Regions from separate parts of the Mus musculus genome. Here regions 1 and 2 are each linked to region 3. Evidence: chromatin loops called from intact Hi-C (ENCODE). Cell type or tissue: left cerebral cortex. All regions are shown on one strand. Each heading gives the region's core, and the rest is flanking DNA. Links, peaks and the distances in the headings are about the cores only.

The links. Peaks named below come from ENCODE experiments on the same cell type or tissue, not always from the same donor. Only the 100,000 strongest peaks of a DNase experiment are listed, where the experiment ranks them.
Region 1: a loop joins it to region 3, with 4 times the contacts of the local background. A loop is called at or near these places in 5 of 42 quality-filtered maps.
Region 2: a loop joins it to region 3, with 8 times the contacts of the local background. A loop is called at or near these places in 4 of 42 quality-filtered maps.

Annotation. Positions count from the first base shown.
Region 1 is chr16:25,037,292-25,042,686 of GRCm38, forward strand. No RefSeq gene overlaps it. Among named protein-coding and RNA genes, the nearest start is that of A230028O05Rik, 20 kb to the right of the region's middle. In left cerebral cortex, for the core only: no CTCF peak of the experiment used is centred there; DNase peaks (open chromatin) are centred at 2,818 and 4,872.
Region 2 is chr16:25,252,334-25,257,728 of GRCm38, forward strand. No RefSeq gene overlaps it. Among named protein-coding and RNA genes, the nearest start is that of Tprg, 32 kb to the right of the region's middle. In left cerebral cortex, for the core only: no CTCF peak of the experiment used is centred there; DNase peaks (open chromatin) are centred at 3,102 and 3,496.
Region 3 is chr16:24,958,763-24,964,157 of GRCm38, forward strand. All of the region lies in intron 10 of Lpp (LIM domain containing preferred translocation partner in lipoma), which reads left to right. Among named protein-coding and RNA genes, the nearest start is that of Gm52245, 20 kb to the left of the region's middle. In left cerebral cortex, for the core only: no CTCF peak of the experiment used is centred there; DNase peaks (open chromatin) are centred at 187 and 2,313.

The DNA of each region.
Region 1 (5,395 bases), core at 120-5,119, 78 kb after region 3:
ATTAACATGGGAAGTTGCTATTTGCTTCCAAGAACCAGACAGCTGTCATTTATCAAGCAATTTACTTGCTGCATGGTAAAAACCAGGATGATCTCATAAAAAGTACATCTCTTCCATCAGGACCACAATAGCAGATTTTTATCCAATGTGAAAGTGTCTATTGGGACACAAAAGGGATGACCTAGTTCTGAGCTTTCCTCGGGTATGGTCTTATCACTCTCAGACAGAGGAGGAGCTGCCTCTGCCCAGCTGGTGACTGGGCCTACCAGGATCAGCTGTCAGATCTCCTGGTATCCCATCTGTAGCCCCTTTTTGATTTCATTGTCTGTCATACATAATTATGTGTCCCTCCTTTTTTGTTTGTTTTGTTTTGTTTCGTTCTGTTGACACAGGGTTTCTCTGTGTAGTCCTGTGCCGCAGACCTTCTGGGTCCCTGTGTCTGCGTGAAACGGGGTCTCTCGATGCAGGTGGGCAAAGCGTGGATGAATGACAGACAGACACACACACAGGAGAGTTCGTGTGGAATCTGAGTGTAATTTTACAACTCGAGCATCAGGCTTTTTATGCAGAGGACAATAAGGAAGTTGGGTGACATATTAGCAAGGTACAATTGAGGTAACTGGAATCTTACATAAAACAGAGGAATGTAAACACAAAAGGTCTAACGGGAACCACCCAGGATAGAATACATTGATAACAGCTGGGATCAACAAGGGCTCCACCTAAAATTCACTAATCTTAGAAGCCAGGGTCAAGGGCTTCGCGTCCTTGCCACAGTTCCTATTTTAGTCTCTTGTATAGTCCACCTTCCCCTTAGGCCATTGTAAATACGTGTGTATGGGTGTAACTCTGCTATAGTATCTATTCTAGTTTCTCCTTTGGTCTGAAACTTCCTTCTTTTTAAGTGATGGTAAATTCCTATGTAAGGGAGTGACTTAGCTTTTACAATCTTGCTGAATTCTAAACCCTTGATCTTGGTCAAGGATGCCCTTGGACTGTTGCAACACTGGTGGAAGGCTTAAGCCATGTCAGAATTCAATTTTAAAAAGCACTTATAATAGGAAAATATTGAAAGAGAGCACGTGGATCTATACACTAGACTAACGCGGGAATGGAACGCGGGAATGAAAAAATTACTGTATGGGTAGGGAACGCTAGACTCCAGGAGGAGAGCTTCCTTGAAACTCTTTTGCCTCATGAGTGACTTTTAAGCCTTTTGGCTTGTCCAGTTGACTCGACCGGAGAGCGTAGCAGTCCTGGTTGTCCTGTAGACAAGGTTGGCCTCGAACTCAGAGCTCTGCCTCCCTCTGCCTCCCAAGTGCTGGGATTAAAGGTGTGTACACCACCACCGCCCAGCTCTGTGCTTTTGACTTGGATGGTCTAAACAAACAGACCTTCTCAGACTCTAAGGAAGTAGATTCTGACTTTCAGAAGGACAACGACTTCCTTCTTTTGTTGTTAGTTCCTCAAAGTACTTTTGCTCCGACTTAATTACAAGTCCCAGGTGGACCTCCTTAATGGCTTCCATCTCCCTTGTTGATGAAGTACAATCAACAGAGATCCAGGGTTATTTGTAAATGCTGCAGCTTAGCAACAGGGGTTCTCTGTTATTCATGATTAGAAAATAGTTCAAAAGCTGGCCTGAACCTGTAGTTCTTTTTCCGGAATGAACAGGTACAGCAGCACTCACTGGCCAATTAATCTTGGGATAGGCAATGGGTATGGAGATGTGGATCTCAGCTCCATTGCATACTGCCGGAGGGACAGTTTCTCTTTTCTCTGTAAAATGGGCATATACAGATTTCTTTGCAGGGAATGTCATATTTATATACTAGTAACTAGAAAGTGCTATATACCAAGATTAGGTCATATTGAAAGATTCTACTGGAGGATTTTAGGGCTTGAAACAAGAAGGGTTATCTATTCACTTTTTGATATTGGCTGCCCCTACCAATGGCAGAGACAGGGATGGGTGGCAGCAGGAATTGTGGGAACAGTTGGGGCAAGTTATGCATTTGAAGTTAAAAGAGCTTACTCTAGTCAGACTGTCACTCAGTATTCCATGTATATATATATATATGGTATATATATATGGCATATATATATAGTATACAGTATTATATAATATTTAAATATGTTACTCAGTATTATAGCCACCCAAACACTCCCCTTTCCAGGCCTTTCCCAGCCTCTATTTGATGAGTTGATAAAGCCTCTGCTGCTAAAAGCAAGACTAACCAAATAAGTTTTAAAGCATGCCAGAACCATTAGAGTAGATGACTTTTAACATCCCCTCTGTTAAATGATAAAATAAGTTTCATTTAAAATGCTGAAGAAATTAACAGTTGCTAAGGAAAATGACATGTGAAGGTCAAGCCCTTGTCACTGAGTGGGGAAGGGATAGTGATAGTAGGAAACTAAGTTGGTCAACTCATGATCTAGAAGGGCCGTAGCAAGTGTCACACCCAGTGTGTTGAAGGACAGATGGAAACCTGGCTGTGAGCTCTGCATCTAACCTATGGCAAGACTGGGCCTTAATTTCCTCCTCACCAAACTGAAGGATGTCTGTACTTGATGTTTTTTGAAGCAGTTTCCACTTCAAAGCCGAGGAAGCTAACTTTGAGTGTAACTCCTAACAAGCCCTGGGCAAGAGGAATCAGGCCGGCCTCCCTGTGCGCTGAGAAGCGCCTGGTTGAAGCAGATGGAGTGTGTCTATCATGGCGGCTGCATAACCAGTCTGGTCACTTCAGATGTCTCTCCAATTAACACTCATGGAGGCGGCCAACTGCTCAAGCAGCAGAATGTGATGGTGGAGAAGACGGTGGGAATGCCTGGGCCCGATGCCACACCTATTATCTAAGCCTCCTGCCTGAGATGGGGGAGGAGTGGGAGGGGCCAGCCAGACTTCACAGAATGTGGGAGGTGGGAGGAGGGGCGGGCAAAAATGGGAGGTGAGATGCCTGCTCAGATTTCTTTAGCTGCGGAGTCCTAGAAAGTTAGAGATGGGAGCGCTCATTCAGTAACAGCCCTTACTACACACTTTTCATTTCCTCTTCTTCATTGCCATTATGCACAGGGTGCTGTCACCTCTTGCTCCTTGCTCCCTGAAGGATCTCCCTGCCTTCTCTTTTATTTTATCTTCCTTCTCAAAATCAGGTCGTACAAGACAGCCAGAATAAGATTTCTAAAATACGAACGTGGTCCCTTGGAGTAGTTCCTCCTCATTGTTTTTGAGAGGAAAAAATGTAAGCCCTAAAGCCCAACATGTTTCAACCTAAGAGTCGTGATCCTTTTGGAGGTCGAATGGTACCTAAATAGGGGTAGCCTAAGACCATAAGAAAATACACATATTTACATTACGATTCATAACAGTAGTACAATTACAGTTATGAAGTAGCAACAAAAATAACTTCATGATTGGGGATCACCACCCATAAGGGAGGACTGTATTAAAGAGTCACAGGATTAGGACGGTTGAGAATCGATAGTCTAGACGAACATACATGTTCCTAGGGAACACCACTTTGTGCCCCTTCTCTCAGCCCACATTTTGTAGTCATTGGGGGGACTCTTTCTGAAAATTCCCCAATTCCCTGCCTTCCATATTTCTTCTTCTGTGTTCCTTTTCTTCCTTGTCCAAGAAGTTCATGGCTTTTAAATCCTAATTTAGGTAAAAGCTCTCTTAGGAGCCCCTCTAGACCTGCACTTACCGGCCTCTGCTCCAAGACCTGCGGTGTAACCGCTACCAGAGCTTTCACCTTCTGAGTTGGTCCTTACAAGCCTCACCTTCGACACACTGGGATTTCGGGGGATGAGGGATTGTTCTGCTGCCGGAAGCAAGACTGATTTCGACAACAGATGTTTTAGCGATCTCCGGAATCATTTTCCGCCGAGGTATTCCACATTGCCTTCAGCTGAGACTTGGTCAAGGAAAGCTATGCATACAAACTACCTGAATGGAGGAGCCTTGTCTTTAAGCAGGCCTAGAAGGAGGAAGCGACTCGCTGGTGACCACAGAGAGGGAAGACCAGGGACTTGCACCCTTGACTCCCACACCAGCACCCCACACAGGTTTAGTAGTTTCAGCCAACTCTTTCCTGTCAGAAAGACGCACTCTATCGACAGGGGAATTGTGCAAGGGCAAAAGAAATCAGTTTCTCTGGTGTGCCAACTTCCCAAGCTTGTGAAATTCCTGGATTTGTGGATTGGGGAACTGAGAGACATGCCATGTGGAGTCGGCAATGGGCAAGTAGGCCTATCTGAGATGTACTGAGACTGGCAGCAGAAGGGCTTATTTAGGGAACAAAAATAAAATTATATATGATACTCTACCTCAGGTGGGTATGTTAGCTATGTGGGGTTTTTTGTATTATTATTGTTGTGTTTTAATTTTTTTTTTTTTTTTTTTTTTTTTTTTGGCCAGACGGTGGCCAACAGACTTCCAGAATATTCCTTGTTCAAGCACGTAGGAAATCCCTGCCTGTGTTGGTCTTGGGGAGGGAAGTTTGGCTATGAGCAATTTTTCCTGAAAAATCAAAACAGCTCTTCCAAGTGGGCCCTGCTTCCAGGGGCAGTGTGAAGCTGGGCATGCTTCCCTGTGCCTGAGTGTGAGCATGAAGGTATCCGGAGGAGGGAAGGGTGTCTGAAGGTCAGGCTGCTGGGAATCCAAACCTCCAAGCCTGATTTACAGCCCTGGGCCTCAGGTCTCCTCCCACTCAGCCCACAAAATCCCCCAATTTTCTTCTCTGTGAGCCAGCACTCTTCAGAGCTGGGAAATGAGATCTAAGCAGTGGCTTTTTTCTGGGCTTACGTACGCTATGGATTCTTCCCTGAGATGGTGGCAGAGAGGAAGGGAAGTGGTTCTTGAAAGTGTGGGCAGAACACTGGGGTGAGTCAGAAAACAGCAGCCAGCCTGCAACAGGCTGGAGACCATCCAGCCTCACGCTCTCCTTGGCTCCCTTTCTTTTTGATTTCCTCTCTTATTGTGACTTTCAAATAAAATCTTATAGGGAAACCCAACATACTAAACTTAACAACAGAACTGCTCCAAGCTACAGAGGATCAAGGATCAAGTTCTGCTTCTTTGTTCTTTCCCCGAGCATCTGCCAGGATGGAGCCTGTGTGTTCCCTGCCTGGATCTCTTGGCTTCATGGAACACAGCTGCATAGCTCTGCTGTGATCCAACACCAACATGTAAGACATGGGATGATTGATGCTCAGGAAGGTGGTGAGTCTCACTTAAAGTCACACAGGGAACTAGGGGGCCAGTTGGTGCACCTAGAGACCCCTGGCTTTCCTCTTCCTCCTCCTCTTCCTCCTCCCCTCCCTCCTCCTCTTCCTCCTTCTCCTTCTTCCTCTCTTTTTCTTCTTCCTCCTCCTCTCCCTCCTCTTCCTC
Region 2 (5,395 bases), core at 263-5,262, 290 kb after region 3:
GTGTATTTGAGTCTATCTGCCAACAATTCTAAGGTCTTCTAAGAAATGGGAGCTATGTATTTCTCTTCCTTGTGAACCCAGGGTGTGGCATGTTGATGGTCTCTTTCATATCCTTACAACATGGGATAATTTAGACTGAAGCCCGATGAACTCTCTACAATGAAGCAACCTATCGTTCTACACAGTGTGCCCAGCCCCCTTTAATCTTTGCTGCTACTGCCTTGGAAACATGGGAAAAGGGAAGCCAAAGAGAGATGACAACATATTTACAGATATAGTTCAGGAGTCTCCTGGGAGAGGGCTTTTGGGAAAGAGGAACTCCTAAGGAGAGGTTCCCTACTGATCAACGTCCTACATTACCAAGTAGCTGTCTGTGTGAGGCATTGCATTGAGTCCTGTTGGGACGGATGGGCCCTCTAGGAGTTTCTAGAAGACTATTAGACTTGCTCGAATCCTTTCCATTGAGTGTTTTGGGGATGGACAACAACAAATGCATTTAGGAAAGAGAACTTGTCAGAATGTGAAGGCAAAGAAGCAGCTAGATGAGGAAATGGCAGGAACCAGAGGGAGAAGCGCCACGGTGAAGCAGGACGTGGGTACACCTTCCCTTCTCCTTTCTTGTTGTCTGTTGGATTTTTTTCTTGCCAGAGGCCACTGTTCTCAGTCCTTCGGTGATTGGAAAGCTGTGTCAGGAAAGTGACTAGCTCTGAGTGTCATGCGTAGTGAGGTTTGCACATACCATACCACTTTTCCTTAAACCACCATCTTTGAGGTCAGGATTTGATTAGTACATTGTCAATTGGATGGGTCACTTTTGACAAATTCTGCCTCGAGTCATTTTGCAGACCTGGTGAAACTATAAATAAATAAATAGGGAACCTCTTAGGAAATCAATAGTCACTCTTTGGAGCAACATTCCTTTTCAAGTCTACATTCCAAAGGAGAGATTCCTTTGCAGGAAAAAAAAATCTTATTTGTTTTAACAAGCAAGTACAAGATTCCTCTCTTATGCTTTATGCCTTTCTACTAAGGAACATTCCAGGCCTTTCTTCCTTTTACCTCTAATAAGATAGCACACTGCCTCTCTTACAGGCCTCATTTGCATTACAGCACTGGACCACACAACTGATGTACACTTGAAATACACTTGGGAAAGTGTCTTCCAACATCTTAAAATAGCCAAGTAACTCTTCAGTTTGGGGACAGTCCATGAATTCCCCATCTGTGCCATAATAACACTTCCCTGAATACTCTACTGCAGAATTTATGGAGCGTTTTTGTTTGTTTGTTTGTTTATTACCTTATTTGATTTCTAAAACAGTATTCGGTAACTCAGCCATCTTTGACGAGGGCCTAACACATATCAGGTACTGGGGTAGGGACACAGATGAAATTCTGAACAAAGTGGTTTAAGCCAGCAATATTCCAGGACTGATTTTCCTATCTTCATTTATACCTATTTCAGAGACAGACTGACTAATAATGATTGTTTCATTATATTCAAAGAGCCAGAACTCAAACTCAGGCTTCCCTTTCCTAACAGAGACTCTCTTTGCATGGCTGTCAGCATTGAAGCCACCGTGGAAAACTCTGAGAATCTCCTCTGAGTTCACTGATCAAATGACCCAATGCCAATTCAAATGTCAATGGAGTAGACTGAGAAGTATGCAAAAATCCGGCAAATGACAGCAAAAGCCATCTTGAGAAGCTTTACAAATGTTTGTGTGTGTGTGTGGGGGGGGGGCGGTGTAAGGAAAGGCCCAAACCGAAATGGTGAACAACAGCAGCAGCCATGTGACAGTAGACCCCAGAAAGGTGTTTTAAGCTGTACAAAGCACTGCTTGACATAAGCATCCAGGTTCAGCTGAGAACAGAACTCCTTGTTGATTGGCTGTGCTGGACTAGTCCCGGTGTGGACTAGCTTTGGCCTCAACTCAAACAAATGGTCAGTAGGGTTCTCACAAGGTGGTAGGACAGGCATGGCATGGGCAGAGATGCTGGCCTGAGTAAGGGTATCCTCTTTTATGCCTACCACACCGTGTGCTATTGCTTCTGGTATCAGAGCCCTGTGTGAACCTGAAGGCACTTGGATGTTAAGGTGAGGCAGCTACTCTAATAGCTAGTCAACTGACTTTGGAGGTTAGGAAAGTGGACTTTTGTTCCTCATTCTCTTCTCAGCCCAATTCGTGGGGGATGAGCTAAACCTTCAGGAAGTCACTTGAAGCCTGGGGGTCCTTCATTGTTGGCTTTGCTCCCCCATCTCTTTCCTTCTATGTCGTACTCAAGGTGAGGTCTAGAGGTTTTCTATCTTATCTCTTGTCTTCTTTCTTGGTTACAACCTAGTCATGGCCATACTTAATTACAAGCCGTCCTGGGAAGACATACACTGTTTAACAAACTATCTCTGTCATGGCCTGCAATATGCAGAATCAGGAGATGGAGAGAATGGAGACATTATACACATGTGGCAGGACACGACAGGATTTGCTCAGAAGCTATCAGAAGCCCCCCTGAGCAGGTGAGGCACAGAGCCAACAAGTCCGCGAGGCATCTAGAGGAGCGGTACTTTCTGATCAAATGCTTGGAAAGGGAATTATAGTGACTAATTATAATTAAAAGATGTACTTAGATTTAAATAAAAATTGATTCCAGCCACGAGAAAATGGACAAGAGAGCATCCCAGCTCTGCTCTTAAAATCATAGCAAATAGAAGCTTAGCCAGCCAGACAACTTCCAGTTTCAGTGAGTACCATGTGGTTTACTTACGCTGACAACCAAAGCCCTGAGCAGACCCTCACAATAACCCCAGGACAACAACATGGCAGAAAATTATCACTCCCGTTTTAGAAGTGGAAAAACCTATGAGGATAGAGGTTACTCAGGGCTACGCAGCAAATGAGACGAATTTGCAGCTCAAACCCACACTGTGTCTTTCCACAATTACACAGATTCTCCCCAGCACAGAGATGTTGACCACACTTCAGGAAGTTGACTCAGTTCCAGCTCTGGACAAGAGGCCAGAATCCAGCGACATTTCCCTTAATCACTGCCCTTCTGCCTCCCTGACTGTTAGAATCAGTGGCGCTCCTCCGCGTTCAGAGAGCATGTACGCATTAGCTGTCATGCAATGTGTGCAGCATCTGACAGCCCTAATATCACTGTTTGTATTATCAGACAATTACCAGCCACGCTCGTATTCATAATTTGACTAACAACTCGCGACAATGATTATTTTTTCCTTTTCTGGCAAAACAAATATAGAAGCATTTTCTTTTGAGCATCAGCGCTGATGCTTTTTGGCATTCTATCAGCTAAAGGATTTTTTTTTTTTTTCAAAAAAAAAAATGTTAGTCGTACTCCCCCACATCTCGCTAACTTTACAGTCCCCCATGGCATCTGTGTGCAGTGAACTGAGCTGTTGAGACTAAATGTAATTTGCAATCAAGCTTCTGTTAACATGGAAATGTACCGGCTGGCCTGCTGCAATATGGGTTCTCATTCTGTCTAGCATATGGTTGCATTAAATCCAGTCTCCAGAATGTCTCTTGTTACCACATTGTCAATCCGTGCAAAGCAGAGAACCCTAAAAAACCACTAAAGGAACATATTTTTGGAATTGGCGCTTCTATGGATCTTGACAAGAGCTGTCCAAAGACATACTTGGTTACTTGAAGTGAACCAGCCCTGTCAGATCCATGAACACATACATACTGACACACCGCAAACTTGAAACTTGGTTGGATGGGCTGTAGTCACAAGCATAGGGATTCCACTGGAGGACAAAGGGGAGGTGATGAACTCAGCTCCATTAATTACTATGTAATCCTTTTCTTACTATTTCAATATTCTAGGAATCTCAGAGTAGTTAGAGTTGGACGGGGCCTGAGCAGTCTTTGTGGCTAGTAGCATAGGCTCTAGATTAGATAGGCCTATGTTTGAACCTTACATCTCATCGCTCATAGTTTAGTGATTTTGGACACTTGAAAGTTTTTGTGCCTGAGTTCCATCACTTATGAAATGGAGGGGAAGCTGGACTCTCATCACAGCTGAGAGTATTTTGGACTATTAATGACTCAAGCACTGTGCTTACCTCTATAAGTGATGACCATTTGAGCAAAGTCTTCCTCGACATCTCCACTCTGAGATCAGGTGCCTCTGTATTTCTCACAGTATCTCTTTCTGTTTGCTCACATTTTCTTTCTTGTTTTGCTACCCTCTGGTGTCCAGGATCTCTGGCCATTCTAAGGTGATCTGCTCATAACTAAAACGTTTGTGTTTGACTTGGCAGGACCTGTAGGTTTAATCTGCTGCTCTCTTCCAGGGACTTGCTTGCCCTGTGGTCTTTTATGAGACAATGTTGATCCCCACAGCAGGCTGACGTGTACTTGATGATGTCTGGGCTGCACTTGACACTGCAGCCCAGGCTGAGCATGGTGTCATGATGCTGTGATACAGCCTCGTCCTATGGGGTAAGGAGTAGATTCGCCTGCTTTCTTCAGCACAGCCGCAGAGGACCGATGTGCACACAAGTTCACCATGCTGTGTACATAAATGAACCACTCCTTGGAACAGTCACAAAAAGCAGTTCTGAATGTATCATTTTATACTTTAAATGGTGGGGCAGTCCCCATGACAAGGGGTCCCTGTGGAGTGTTGTGGAGGGAAAAATATAGAAGAGCAATTCCCATAGTTGTCCATATAGTGTGTGTGTGTGTGTGTGTATATATATATATATATATATATATATATATATATATATATATATATATATATATATATAATTGTTGACTCTCCAAGAAGAAAACCAAAAGGTTTATGAGGCAGCAAAATGCTGACACGTAATACCCCAGTGTTTGAGGAGTAGTTCTGGAGGCCAGGTGAAGCTGGATAAAGTGCTCTAGTTCTAAGTTAGTTCATCTATTGAAAAATGATATATCCATCAACGATATATCCAGCGAGTTGTTCCACAACAGAGAATCTGGCAGATGTATTCAAGTCAATAAGGTACCAGGTGATCTGATATAGAAAGCAGTGAAGACCAGGAAGCTGAGACAGTGCTCTCACCCTAACTTGAATGGGCAGAAGTGGGGAGAGTACCTTGGCCAGATTTTAAGTGACTTTGCAAAACCTGTTAAGGGATTGATATATCTGGAGATCTCAAACCAATGAATAATATGCTAATTTAGCAAGAGGCTGAATTGTCTCTAAATTTTATTCTTTTCCTAAACTATTTCTCTAAGTGTGCTGTGCCCAGTGCTCCATCTTCAATTATTGCTAAATAATCAGATTCCATCTATTAAAGTTCATTTCCTCGTCCACACTGTTCCCAGCTCTGACATGGTATCTGGGGTGGTTTTCATGACATCCTCTGGACCTTGATGGAGTGTGCTGATTC
Region 3 (5,395 bases), core at 150-5,149:
CAATATATCACATGACAGAAACCTAAATGCCATTTGTGACTGCACTACTTAGGCAGGGGTATGCAGGACACACACTAGCTCTAGAGCCTACAGTTCTGTGTTCTATTCTGGGCGCCATGTGTTGAAGGGATCCAAGATAAACTGGAACTTGTGCTGAGAATAGTGGTTGGGGGGATAAGAGACAGAAATAGCCCATAAGAAAGGGTGGAAAGATTCCAGGTAGTTATCCCAAGAGAAGGCTCAAAAAAGACAATATTTTCAGTACTCTTTAGGGTTGTTGCATAGAAAAGCAACAGACTTGCTTATAGAGGACAGAAGGAAGATTAAATATAATCTTCTAACAATTAAGTGGGCCAGTAGAATGGATACCTTCCAAAAGAGTCTACTGTCCCTAGAAATGATAATTTCAGGCTAGATAAGCCCTCACCAACTAGGGGTGCTATGCAGGAAATGTACTCACCAAACCGACTGGCACAGATAAAGACCAAGATCTCACTTACTCTAATACACTGCCCTAGTCCTCTGTGAAACTTTTAACTGCTATAAATTCTTGGTTATGCAGCTAAAGAAATATATTGCTTTTGTTAATTGAAAAAAAATTCAAGAAAGTTCTCTTCTCTTTTTTTCCCACTAATTTATTTATCCATTTTCCTATTAATGAAAGTTGTTGTCTTCGCATTCAAAGATGTTAAGAATAGCAGTAGGTTGCCGGGCAGTGGTGGCACACTCCTTTAATCACAGCACTTGGGAAGCAGAGGCAGGTGGATTTCTCAGTTTGAGGCCAGTCTGGTCTACAGTGTGAGTTTCAGAACAGCCAGGACTAAACAGAGAAACCCTGTCTCGAAAACAAAACAAAACAAAACAAACAAACAAACAAAGAATAGCAGTAGGTGCTCTGGAAGAGAATGAATCACCATGCATGATCCTGCACCCGGATGCTCATGTTGTTTCCTGGAATAAATAATGACTTGCAAGACTTGAAAACCCCATCACCCACTCTATGGAGAAGGAAAGTCTGATATGTATTCTTACCTTCTGGTTTGTCAGTATTTTCACTCAGCATACCCTGTCATTTTGAATAAAACTCTCTTTTGGAATTTACAGTCCATTGATCATGAGACTTCCATGTGTATTTTTCATTCATTATTACATTCAGCCATTCATTTGGGTATTTACCAAACAATTTCTACTGTGTTTTGTGAAACATATCTAGTGCCACCAACATAAAATAAGTTTAAATGTCTAACTTTGAACAGCTTTTACATATATGGAAGCTATGCTGTCTTAATATGACAGCCACCATAACTGCTTGATAAAAAAAAAAATTTTTGGTCACAAAGCAATCTTTTTCCCTCCTATATCCAGTTGGTCAGGGGTCTGGTAGTCTCTCAGCCAGGAAGCTCTAGGTCATAGACAGTGCTGAGTGTTCTGAACTGAGGCCTCTCAGAGGCCTGGACTACTGATCAGCTACCTTGGAACAAGTAGGGCTTCTCATTGATGTGCCCCAACTAAAGGTGGACTCTTCAATGTAATAACACTGATGTAGAACCATCCTGTGGCAATTCAAGAGAAAAGCATTTTGTGTGTGCTGCAGAGAGTCATCCAGAGCCACAAGACTCCATTGACTAGGTCTGTCTCAGTAGCCCAGCTCTTCAGCACGTGTCACAAAGGATGATGGAGTACATTTTGCTGTATCCCTCTTTGTAGATTTCATGTAAAGAGGTAACACTCTATGCAGGTCACTGCCTTAAAGAATACAGGACCGCTGTGTGAAAGGGCAGAAGAATGGAGAAAACAGTAACAGAGGTAACAGCTGTACGCCCTTGACCTTTGGAAAGGAAAATCTCAGAGCAGAGGTCCCAATTAATGAAGAGCAAGAACACAGAGAAGTTTGGGTTGGTTTCTGAGCGAAGACTGGAGAATGGGATACCTGTCTGCAAAGGGAAGGTCCCATAGGGATCCAGAAGGACCAAACTGTCCACTTAGAGCTGGCCTTCGAAAGCCTTCCCTCGTGTCAGAGCACAGACACTCAGAATGATCTCTTGAGCAATCTCCTCTATACTTTCTTTCCTTTGATAGTAAACACACCGTCTCTGTTAAAATCTGCTTCCCAGCTAAAACTGAACACAGACTCCAAACCACCAAATCACTTTGGACTTTTCTTTTCTTACACCCCACCAACAACTGGGATGGCATGCATTTGAACAAACCAAAAGTGATTTCGCTCTTCTAGTTTTCAGAGCTTTTTGGCTAAATGCAGAGTGAGAAATTCATACCTTTTTCAAACAGTGTGGGTTCTTTTTCCCAGTTCCTCTCATCCATCTGGTTCTCTGGAGGTCTTGGAATCCAGGAAAGTGTTAGTTCACTGTGCTGAAATCCAAAAAAGACTGCTAAACTGTGAAAGAAAATTTGCATTCCAGAGACACCAAAGGAGTTAGTCCACAACTCTGTGCAGCAAGGAGCAAACATCTGTATGTTCTGCCTCCTTTGTCTTTGAGGCAGTTGGAAAACCCTGTAGCATGGAAGAAACCCTGCATTCACTGAGCCTTTCCTACCTAGCTCATCTAAATGTAGTGCAGAGTACAGAAAGAAGAACCAAAACGTGTTAGTATTTTATTTCTAGTGTCAAAAATTATTACAGGCGAGATACCGTTTAGGAGAACAGCAAATCGCTCTGCAGCCTGTTGAGATTCCATTCCCGTGAATGGGTTCCTCAGCCGGGTGTGTGGCTCTCCCATCAGCGGGCCTGTACTCAATAGGAAACCACAATCACAGCCCTGACACTGGCATGTCACCGTGACCTTTCTAAGCCCAAGTGCTGCCTTTTTGTCTTCCATTGGCAGAAGTGTAATTAGAAGGACTTGTTTTCAACAGAAGCCAAGTGATTGCCAAATGTGCTCAAATGATCTCTAGAGGATCAGAGGTAGCTCACCGCCCTCTGGCTGTTCCCACTGCCACTCCCAAGAGTTAGAGGCTTAACTCTAACTCTTTTGAAAGAGATCAAGTTTGGTTCAAAGAAGCTTCTCTGTCACATGCATATGAACAAGGAGAAATCTTCCATGACCCTGGTGGTTGGCTCAGACCTCTCATGGCTGTAGTGTAGGAAATAATTGCAATCTACACATCAGGAAGAAAATAAGCACCACGCAGTCCTGGGTTTCAGAAAACAGGCACGTGAGCAGAATGGTACTAAGAACATTTCTAGTCTCTGCTCGCATATCATGATTCTAATGGATGATTCAGGGTGGTTTAATTCTGATCTGCAATGTGCACACAGGTGGTCATTACTGTGTATACACATAGCTGGAAAGAGCTTTGCTTAAACTCACATTTTAGAATGTTCCCCTAGATGGGTCAATTACCATTGATAATCAGATGGCGTTAAGCAAAAGGGTGTTGCCCTACTGACTGTGTGTATGAATAATTTCAGATCATTTATGCTCTTAGGGGAGGTTTTAACATTTTTTTGAGAGATACCCTCTTGCTGAGATGAAAACAATTAATCCTAAGACTAAAACACACCTAAGATGTTACTTTATTTAATGCAGTTCATTTTCTTCTCCATACAACAAATACTTTTTGCAGGCCTGTTATGATTGCATGCTGTTATAGAGGCTGATAACGTATTAGTCTTCAATGCCTAGAAACAAATAATGATACAGGCTGCCACTGGCAAGAATGATGAGAGGTGGGCCTTAGACAGCATGACATGAGAATCAGTGTCTGAGGTCCAGGCCAGACCCTCCTTTTCCATCACTGTGTATTCATTTTCTGCTCTCAAAGGCAGAGGTGCAGCACAGAAGCAATGAACAGTGGCTTTTCACTTGTGTTCATCTGGTCTTCTTGAACCATTTGCCACCACAAGTTTGGCACTTCGGAAGGCACCCAGTGATTGGATTGGGGCTAGGGAACACAGACGAAAGGATGTCATTAGGGTCCTGGATGTGACATCTTCATCAATGAGAGTAATACTGGGAAAAAACATCTTCCTAGTGACAGCATCCTGCTAAATAATGTGAAAAGGGACAAGAAGCCCCAAATTATATATTTGTGAGGTGTTCTGGGACGGCAGGATGCTAATGATGAGCCAAGGCATTTTGTGGGATGGCCACTACAGGGAGCTAGAAGAAACTTACTGATTAGCAGTAAGTGTGAACTAGAGAAAATCTTGTTTGCCTTTGGTGTAGAAGTCATAGATTCAAATCCTGATCACCTTAAGATGTGTAGCATAGAAATTCTCCATTCTGCCTCCCCTGCTGACTGCTCTGGAGATATCTGAGGTCTTGTGCATGCACAGTTAATGCCCATGTCTGGTGCTAGATTTTCTTTGGTGGAGATAAAGGCCTGGAGATTACTTTTTTTAATGAAGAAAAGTTATATAAGATCAACATTAAAGCTAGCATTACATACCAGAACTAAATCCTTCCTCCCACATATGGGATCTCAATTAACTATTAAAAATATATGGAGACACTTCCAATCTTAGCAGGTGAGGACACCAAATGTCACTTAATTCTTAGACTTTGAAACCCAGCCTCCTGAAGTCAGCAGCAGTTCTTTGACTGTATGTCAGGCTTGCTGCGGTTCTCACGTGAATAAGCCCTAACAAGACTATGCCTTGAAGATGTTGTAAAGACAGCTCTCTGATTGGACTTGGCTCGGAAGGAAAGGAATTCTATTCTTTCTTCCCCTCTCACGATAGTCTCACTGGAGTTCTGTGATCTTTTAATTTGCCCCTGGCATGAAGGTAGCTTTACCTCCCTCCATTTCTCAGGGATTCTGACACATCCAAGAAAAGGATTTTGGAAGACCTACCATTCAACATGGTTACAGGCTTTAAAATGACAAACCACTTCTCTGAGCCTTAAGGAGTAGCTATACTAATGTTCGTTTTTAATCAAAAGGTTGGTTTGTTTGTTTGGATACGGTCTCTTGTTGACCTGGAATTTGACCAGTAAGCTGGACTTGATGGCCAGTGAGCCACATGGATCTACCTCTCAGCACTAGGTTAGAACATGTGCCACTACACCTGGCTTTGGGAATTTGCATTTTTCATTTTTTTGTGTATGGGTTTGGGGCAATATGTATGTTTGTGTACCACATGGGAGCAGTTTCTCCAAAGAGGATGTTGAATTATCAGAACTGGGGTTGCATAAGGGTGTGAGCTGCCATGTGTGTTCTGGATTTGAACCTGGGTCTTCTGGAAGAGCAGGCAGTGCTGTTAATGGACAAACCATCTTTCCAGTCCCTCACACCTAGCTTTAAAAAAAAAACAAAAACCTAAGTCCTAGTGAATGAAGGCAGGTCTCTGTGCTTCCTTGATAAGCACTTTGCCAAGTGAGACATCTCCCAGCTCTACTCTTTTGTATTTTAAAGCTAATTTATATAATTCAAA